Regions from separate parts of the Homo sapiens genome. Here region 1 is linked to region 2. Evidence: chromatin contacts called from ENCODE Hi-C or POLR2A ChIA-PET data. All regions are on one chromosome and are shown on one strand. Each heading gives the region's core, a stretch centred on a gene start or an enhancer-like site at or near the end of the contact. The rest is flanking DNA. Distances are from core to core; before and after follow the strand shown. Region 1 has its middle 210 kb from the start of RUNX1. Region 2 has its middle 280 kb from the start of RUNX1.

Region 1 (4,473 bases), core at 453-2,952, 68 kb before region 2:
TCTCACTTGGAAAGGGTAGCGCCATTTAACTACTGTAGTCATGAGATGGTGAGGGTGGTAGCCAGGAATGGCCCTAAGTGATCAGCAGGATCAGGGAGAGAAAAAAAGCACCCTGTGAGAATGCTGAAGGGTTTGGGAAGTGTTTCTAACATTTCACCAGTCGTTTTTACTTAGCAGCTTTAGATTTTAGATTAAAACAGAGGAGAGATGAGGAAGGCAGACACCAAGATGGGGAATAACAGGGCAGGAGCAACAGAAACAAACAGACACATTCTCAAAACCCATTTGTTTCTGTTACTGGGGCTATTCTCATTCCTTTCTCTTTATACCCCATTGATACCCCGATGTCCTCTTCATTTTCCCCAGTTGTAGAATTTCAGTTGGCCTCTGACGCCATGAGAAGAAACGAACTCAGTCCAGGCCAATGCAAACGTTTTCCTACAACTCTCTCCCACTTTCCCAAACCCTCCTCCCCCAGCAGTGTCTTCTAATGGCTTCTGTACTCTTGATTTAAATCGCCCTAAATCCCATCCTCTCTTCTACTTGATCCTAATGACTAATCTGTTCTGCCAAGAAGAGATGACACTTCTTGTCAGCCCTTGCCTTCCTGTGGTCAAAATTAATTCGTTCACCCAACATTCATTAAGCACCTACCATGAGGTAGACAGTGGCAGGCAACGCCATCACAATCTCTGCCCTTGAGAAACCGCCACAACTACAGTGCTCTATCATTCTATACGAATGCAGACGGCACAATCATTCTCTTTTGAACCTAGAATATATATTTTCAAAGGTTCAGATCTAAAAAATTGTTTAATGAATTAAAGTACCTAGCAAACTCTCCTGGTCAAAAATAGCCATTTAATTTACCAAACTCTATTTAATGCAAGGATTTTATTCTTGGGAAAGGAAACTAATTCCTTTTCTATTGTGGCTTTCAGCCTGGTCTGACTATCAGAATTAGGTTTTGGATCTAATCACAAAATTAACTTGATGATAGCAAACACAAATCGTCAAATCAGATTTTTCTACCAAATAAATGCAATGGAAACAAGATCTCTCCTATCTACGGAAACCATGATCTCATGCTAGAATTTTAGGGAAATAAAGCTTGAACCCTAATGACTATTCATATCAGGAAATATTATTTCTTGTTTGTTGAAATGTCTACCTGTAAGGAACAAATCTAAGATACTTGCCTTTAAAAAGTTTAAAAAATAATTTGAAGAAAAAAAAAGGAAAATAGGTCTTGTGTCAGTGTTGAGTTAGTTCAGGTAATTATGTTTCTTTCTCCTAAAATAATCATATTTTGTAATTAAAAAACTCACAACAGCCTTTCATCGTATTTTTATACATTCCCTTCTGTGTTATTGAGAAACTTGTATAAGCTCACAAAATATAAGTATGCTCTGCTTCTCATGTATTTTTTCCTTTGGATGGTTTTGATTTGTTTTTATTGTTGCTCCATTGAGTAACTTTATAACACCATAACATTTTGTAGAAAAGGATTCCTAGATGAATGAAACCTTTCTGAAATCCTAAAAATCTTACCTTTGCCAAGCTAGCCTTACTGGCATGAAGCCTGCTCCACTTCCTGGTTCTGACCAATAATTTTCTATGCGAACGTCATCATCAAAGCTTGCAGGACAACTTGTGTGGAGCATTTCCAGATACCCGTCCTCCCCTCTGTTATTTCAGTCAACAGCTGCTCAGCCTGTTCTTCCCATCACCGTTCATGATTGCGTTAGACAAAAATCCACCTTTAAATAAACTGTGAAAACTGAGAACGGCAAAGCAACCAGTGGCAACTAAGAGGCACTCTGCTGTTATCAACCTCAGCTCACAGTCTTGGGCGCATGCCCAGCAGGACTAAATTCTCTATACAGCAAGGGAGAGTTTCAGCTGACCTGCTGTGAATGCCCCAAGTGAGTCACTGCCGTTAACTCCATCAGTGCCACTTGCTGTCTACTTGGACATTTCTGAACAGCTGCTTGGCTCTAATGTCGACCTCTAACTGGAAATATGGCCTCGTCTGACTCAGTTTCAGAAGAGAAAAAGGGGGAGGCAGAAGGGAGGAGAGAAAACACACATGCCCACTCTCAATCCAGATTGACAACTTTGTTTTTTTCTCATTGATTGTGGTAGAAATAATTGTTGATGAGGTGGAAATACTAAACCCAGTTTGTCATAGTTTCTCTATTTTGTCTCTTAATATATTCCTCATGAAGTTGGATTGGGATCTTCTACTGAAATTATACGCTGCTGTGGAAATTCACAGTCCTTAAGAGCTCACCCCATTTCCATATTTTGTTTTTAACATATCCACTGAATTTTCCAAACACAAAAGTGAATATTTCTTTTATTCTAAAAATGTTGTTCATAATATTGAGAATCCATTTAGAATCAATCAACATTTTTGGAGTACTTGTTAGAACAGACTTCTGGGGTAGACATTAAAAAGGATTCTGAGAAATATCAGACATGCTTCCTGGATTCAAGAATTTATAATAAAATGAAGAGAAAAGGCCTTGTTCAAACAGATGGCCCAGGAACAAGATGAGACAGTGTGCACAGAAGTGTCACATGCCTGCTACAGCTACTAGAATCTGTGAGAGCTCAGAGAAAGGCTCTGGGCTGGTGGCTTTAAATCCAGAATGATGGTAACTGATACTAACAACTGAAGTGAAATTGACTTCATAAACATGGACGATGTGTCATAGCTGGGCATGCAGCCCAAGTGTCTAAGTTGAAGACTGAAAAATGCTCACATGGCCTCAGTATTTCATTTCAGCAAAAATCCGTGATTTATATGTGTATTGTTGTATGCACAGGCACATGTACACATGTTTTTAAACTCTTATATTGCCAGAGACACTGAGGAATTGATCATGTACTTATTCTCCTGGGATCATTTACTATTGTGTGGACAGTGAACAAGCACCAAGCCGGGTTTCTGGAGTTTAACCCAAAGAAAGACAAATAGATGAAATAGCATAAGGCTTCTTCCATTTTGAAGGTATCTTCTACCTGCTGTTTTTATTTCTTGAAAGGAGATTTCAGAGGAGAATAAAGATAGGTTAATTCTTAGTTTTATGATGATAATAATATAACTATAGATTTTCTAACAGCATTTCAGCATTTGTAAAGATTTTTCTTGAACAGTAAACAGAGGAATGTTATTCCATGATCATTGGTGCTTTGAGTTAATTTAGCTCTCTGCATTATTTACTCCACTTGACTGCAGTTTGAAGTTGAAGAGAGCATGGTCTCCGGTGCTTGGATAATGCTTCCTATGGAATATGTGAGTAGACTTAGTTACTCTTAAAGTCATCAAATGAGATTGGACCACAAATATAATACAAAAAATAATCTCAAGGTTTTAATCCTGAAAAGCTTGCAAATATTAGAAAACAATGGATCCAAAGGAAATGCCTTGATTTGGGGCCCTAAAACCAACTAGTAGTTTTCAGCATAATTTTCCAATTCATATCTAAGGCTGCTTGAATAATTAATAAACTATCATCGGTTTTCCCAAGTCACCAAAATCACACTTAGTTGTGAGTGCGATGTAACCAGATTTTGGTATAATCAAGTCTGCCTTAGACCTTATCTACAGGCTTGATGGAACAAAAGGGTTTTTCTCCAAATGGAGAGACAAGTCAGAAAGGGAATCCTCTCTGAAGGGAAGTAAGAATTGCGTGGGGAATACATACCATGGTCGAAATTACAAGTTGATTCATGAGCAGTCTTGCTTTAATACCATGGTGCGGTGATGAACGCAGAAACAGGCAGTGAAACAAAAATGATAAATAAGGTAAACAGATTCTATGGGAAAATGAATGACGACGATAATTCATTCTATGGAGGTGAGAGGATGCTGAGAGGAATTCCCAAAGAAAACAGTTGAGCTGGTTCTGAGTATGCCTTTAGCAGGCTGCCTTGGGCAAAAAGTGAGAGGGAATTTCAACCAGTAAGTGCAATATTTATTCAAGAAGTATTTATTGAAATGTCTATTATGTGCCAGGTAGTATTCTGAATAATGGGGATATCATTTTGAATACTCGGGATATCATTTTGAAAAAAACCAAGTTCCTAATTCATGATGCCTATATCCCCACAGGGAAGGCACAGAGTAAAATCAAATTAATGAATGAAAAAGTAAGTAAATAGATAAATGAAAAATAAATGAAATATACTTCTGTATTATGATGTCAAATAGAGACAAGAGCTAAAAAGAAAAATAATGTAAGGCAAGATGAGTTTATTTCCAATTATGTGGAAGTGTAAAAATGCAGGTGACTTTCATGAATCAGCAAGATCTGATTGTCCTTACAGCACAATATGCTTACTGGGAGTGAGGGTGAGAAAGGGGTGAGAAAAATGACAAAAAAGGAGGCAGAATATTTGGGTTTCAAGTCCCATATGATCTTTTAAGCCCTGTTAAGAAGTTTGGGTTTTCTTCTGAAGATAAGT
Region 2 (4,289 bases), core at 108-2,607:
GGCCTACCTTGTTTGACTCACCTCATACCCTGTAAGGTGGATACTGTTAGCATCGAAGCTGTTTTACAGATGAAGACACTGAGACACAAAGAAATGGAGTAACAGCCAGGTTCACACAGATAGCAAGTTAAGTGTGGAGCCCAGCTTTGAACCCAGGAATCTGACTACAAAAACTGAACTCTACATAGCTATTCCTCTTCAGCTGAGAATGCAGTTACAGAAAAAGGCCAAGGTGCCTTCAAAGTTCTGTAGTTAGTGGGTTCCAGGTGTGGCTTTGCATCAGTTACTTGTGCCACGGACACTTTCTCGGTTTTAGTTTCTTCATCTATAGCCGTGTTTCCCAACAGGGAGTGATTGTACCCTGCCCCCCGCCCCGGGGCACATTTGGCAATATCAGGATACATTTTGGATGGATATAGTGGAGGTGGGGTGGGGGAGCGCTATACAACCAGTGGGCAGAAGCCAAGGATGCTGCTCAACATTGTGCAATGGATAGCAACAGGGCCCCCACCACAAAGAATGATCTGACCCCAGTATCAACAGCACTGAGGCTGAGAACATCTGCTTTATGGAGGAGGCTTAAGACCCACACATGCACCCCACATCACTGACTATTCTAAGTGTTCCAGGAGCTAACGTGCACAAAACTCCCGTGGCAGAAACTATTGGCTGAAACTGCAAAGTTCCCAGGGGGACTCGATCCTCTTGGGTGGATCTTCTTCGAGTTTACTTCAATGACAAGATCCACGTCCTCCATGAACCCCGTGTTTTCTTCAAATAAAGTCCTGCAGGCCCACGTGGCTGCCTGGGCTGCTGGCAGCAGCCTCTTAGCTCCCGCTGCACTGGGTTTTCTCTTGGAGGTTGCACCCCTTGCCGTGACTGTGTTTCATCTCGCCTGTTCCTGGCATTGCCTCTGACAGCTGGACTTACTGAGAGACCAGGCCCCAGATGAAAATTCTCAGCACGGCCCCACCATGCTCCCTGGCCCAACCCAGGCTGGAGTAAGACAGTCAGACATTTCTTCTCTGCTTAGTATTCATCTTTCTTTCCCCAGTTATCTGTATTTACTTTGAAAATCATTTCCTCTGTTTTACTCGGTTTGCCTTTGAGCCCAATTGCCTGCTCAGTTCCCTGTCCCTTCTGTTTATTTCTACTTCTCATTTTTCCCATTGATCAGATGCCCTGGAAATATAGCAGGAACAGTGTGTTCCCTGTAATATTTGGTTACACTTAATATTTCTCAGCAAAATGTAGCCTTGGAACACCAAGCGGTAAAAATCCAGGCCTGCTCTGCTTACACTGGACATCGGCTTCAGCACAGGCTCCGATTCATTTCGGATCTATTCCCTCCTTAAAGGGGAGTCACACCCAGCCTACAGCAGGAAGGTGCCTCAGCAGGCGAACTGCCAAGCATGTGCACAGAAAGCTGTTTCCTCAAATAAGTGCACGGCTATAACACAGTAGGTGCTTGACTGAATAAAGATACGGCACCCTGTGAAAGTGCCAGATGAATATGCTGTCGAATCCCACAACTCTTCCGTAAACACAGTTTTTCTAGATCAGCCTTTGCCATCAGGGCTACTAATCCTAATTTTCCCTGATGCCACTTTATGATTATGTGACTCAAACTGAGAACTAATGAAACTCTTTCGTGCCACAGTCGTCCTTACAGGCCCCTTTGGTGAGCGGATGAAAGCTATGCAACTTTTCTCCAGAACTGCCTTGCCTGCCTCACAGAATATTCTGAATGTTCTGGGCACTAATGTGGATGAAACTCATTACTTAGGAATGCATTTGCCAGAGACTATTGGCTTAAACCGCAGTCTCTGAGGGGACCCAGTCCTCCTGGGTGGCTCTTCTCTGTGTTTGCTTCAGTGATAGAATCCTCTTTCTACATGAACCCTGTGTTTTCTTTAGAATACAATATTTAGTTAACCCTCAGCAGGGTCCCACCCACGAAACCCATGGTTTCAAACTTAAGAACCAGTCTCTACCTTCTTGGTTTAGAAAATACCACTAGGAAATACCGTGAGTGAAGCATTGTTTAGTTACGGTAACAGAAATCAACAGCAACACAACAACACAAACTCTTACTCAAACCCATCAACAGTTCCCACCCAAAGTTTCTCTTTGGGCATAAAGATATATTTTCTTGTGTGGCTTTAAAAAGCCAGGAATATGTATATGACAAAGAAAGACACTGAAAAGCAAGAGATGAGGAAACAAATTGAAAACCAAGGTTTTTGAGGAAGCGTATCCTCACCTCTCACCTAACGGAACAGGGTTAATAAGTGGCCCATCAGCACTGAGAAAGTTATAGGGGCAGCTCTGAACTAAAGTCTCAAATATAGTATGATGTGAACGTGACCATACACGCCCCAGGTAGAGTTCTGGCAGCAACCCGCTAGACCACAGACCCCTCGCAACAACCAGATCTTTGTCTTGGTCCTGTTCTCTTCCACTAGGTTGAAGAGTATTCAGTTCTGTGTATCTGTATCACTACCCCTACCCCAGCCTTCTAAGGAGGTGGGACACTTCATCTGCTGAGCCAGCAACTAGACCTTCATCATGACGTGTGGGGAGGGGGCTGATGGAGCTCCCAAGTTTTGCTCAGAAAAAGGGAGTGGGTAAGGGATGAATGGGAGAGAGAACCACTCAAGGTGAAAAGAGTGGAGGATGGGAAACCTGCATACAGAGACAGGAGCAAGGGAAGCCATGGAGAGGATTTCTTAAATTAAAGCTCCCCTTTACTTGGGCTTCTAGAAGCCTCCATGTCATTTAAAGTGATTAGAACTGGAGAGAGAAAGACACAAAGTGGCCAGATAGTCAAAATGTCAAATTCTTTTGAACTATGCCGTTATCTGCAACTGAGATATTTTCACTTCTGTGCTGCTTGGAGGATGCAGATAAAATCCACCCACTTTATCTGGTAAGAGGTCCCAGTCCTCTTCATGGCTGAAAAGAATCAGCACCATACACACGTGTGGATTTCTCTTCCTTTCCTCTCCATCTGAGCAAGGCAGGAACTCATGGTTTAAGCAAGAGAAAGAAACAAAGTGAGAAATGAAGAATCATGGGCAGTGTGGGGCAGGTGTGGAGGGATGCAGTTTATACACAGAGAAGATTTGCAGACCCAGGACCCAGGGTCAAGGAAGAGCACGTCTTTCCCCAGCTCTTCTGCCTCTCCACTCACCATGGCAGGGGAGAGATTTTCCACAGAGACGAGCCCATAATGGAGGCAATAACCCTCTCCAGCGCAGGACTCTGCACCTCCAAGGCACCCTTTCTGATCATCTCAGAGGGAGAAAAGCCAAGCCCTTTTCTTTTCACATCCTCCTGTCTTTCATCCCCTCTGTGCCTTGATTTCAAAGCCTTTCTGAAACAAATGTGAAGTTGAAAGGATAGATTTCAATTATTTTATTTTGTAAAGGTTAAAAAGGTTCTTGTAAATGACTGATGCAAATACTGGAAACCCAGTTAAAACAACTGGATACCAGATGGCAAAGGAGAGTGGTTTACTGTAAAGTGTTATGGAGTAGGAGCTCATTTACAAGAAGCAATTACACAAACAGCCCTGAGCATCCAAGATCCCATAAAAGAGTGGCTGGGGTGAAAGTGCAGGATTGGCTGAGCACGTATGATTTCCACATCCCAATGTGAACTGTGCAATTGTTATCTTACCTGTTGCCCTTCCACTGGGCTACGATTCTAAGTCTAGGCTGGCCTGCCAAGAAGCACAGTCACAGCCCTAAACAGAGATGCTTGCACTTTCTCCATCACTTAGTGGCCTAGGGGAGTTTCCTCATAGGAGAACTTTAACAATACAAGGAGTGTAGGCAGCTGGCATCATTGTATTGAAGCCTGGGGAACTTGGTTTTTATCTCAGGTCAAGAGAACAGGAGAAAATCCCTTTACAATCTGGATGCCTTTTTTCTCTCATTATAATAAATTGAGAATGAGCACAATACACTTTACTGTCCATGTTCAATCCTAGGTATGCTCTTGCATGCATGTAGACACTGTATGCAAATCACAAAAGCAAATCATGAAGCTGTAGCTGAGAATTTGACATTGTAGTTTCTTGCTCTACACACCCATCAGGTCTGGGCTGACCTGGCTGCCCTCCTCCATGTTAAACCTCCTGGTGCCCATTTCAGTGCCCTGAGGCCAAGTCTCTGCCTCCAAGTGCCATGACCTCCCCAAGGTCAGCCTTCTGGTTTATCTTACCTTGGCTAGACCGGGTAAACCTTTACATCTGGTAATCAACTTGACTGTGATCTGTGCTGGGA

The links. A loop is a pair of places that touch in the nucleus more often than their neighbours do. ChIA-PET counts read pairs that join two places held with the same protein, here RNA polymerase II (POLR2A). Pooled maps may share reads with other maps.
Region 1: a loop to region 2 is called in a map of ascending aorta, with 5 times the contacts of the local background. The contact joins two enhancer-like sites. A Hi-C loop is called at or near these places in 3 of 168 maps with a recorded cell type or tissue (ascending aorta, prostate gland and sigmoid colon) and 10 of 50 pooled maps. POLR2A ChIA-PET finds 5 or more read pairs at or near these places in 1 of 52 experiments (activated CD4-positive, alpha-beta T cell).

The regions. Positions count from the first base shown.
Region 1 is chr21:35,254,914-35,259,386 of GRCh38, forward strand. No RefSeq gene overlaps it. Among named protein-coding and RNA genes, the nearest start is that of RUNX1, 210 kb to the left of the region's middle. Within about 2 kb of position 1,703, at least 29 of the 41 ENCODE cell types and tissues checked have a DNase peak (open chromatin) inside an H3K27ac peak, as active enhancers do; they include ascending aorta, prostate gland and sigmoid colon, where a contact is called at or near this core.
Region 2 is chr21:35,323,249-35,327,537 of GRCh38, forward strand. No RefSeq gene overlaps it. Among named protein-coding and RNA genes, the nearest start is that of RUNX1, 280 kb to the left of the region's middle. Within about 2 kb of position 1,358, at least 13 of the 41 ENCODE cell types and tissues checked have a DNase peak (open chromatin) inside an H3K27ac peak, as active enhancers do; they include ascending aorta, prostate gland and sigmoid colon, where a contact is called at or near this core.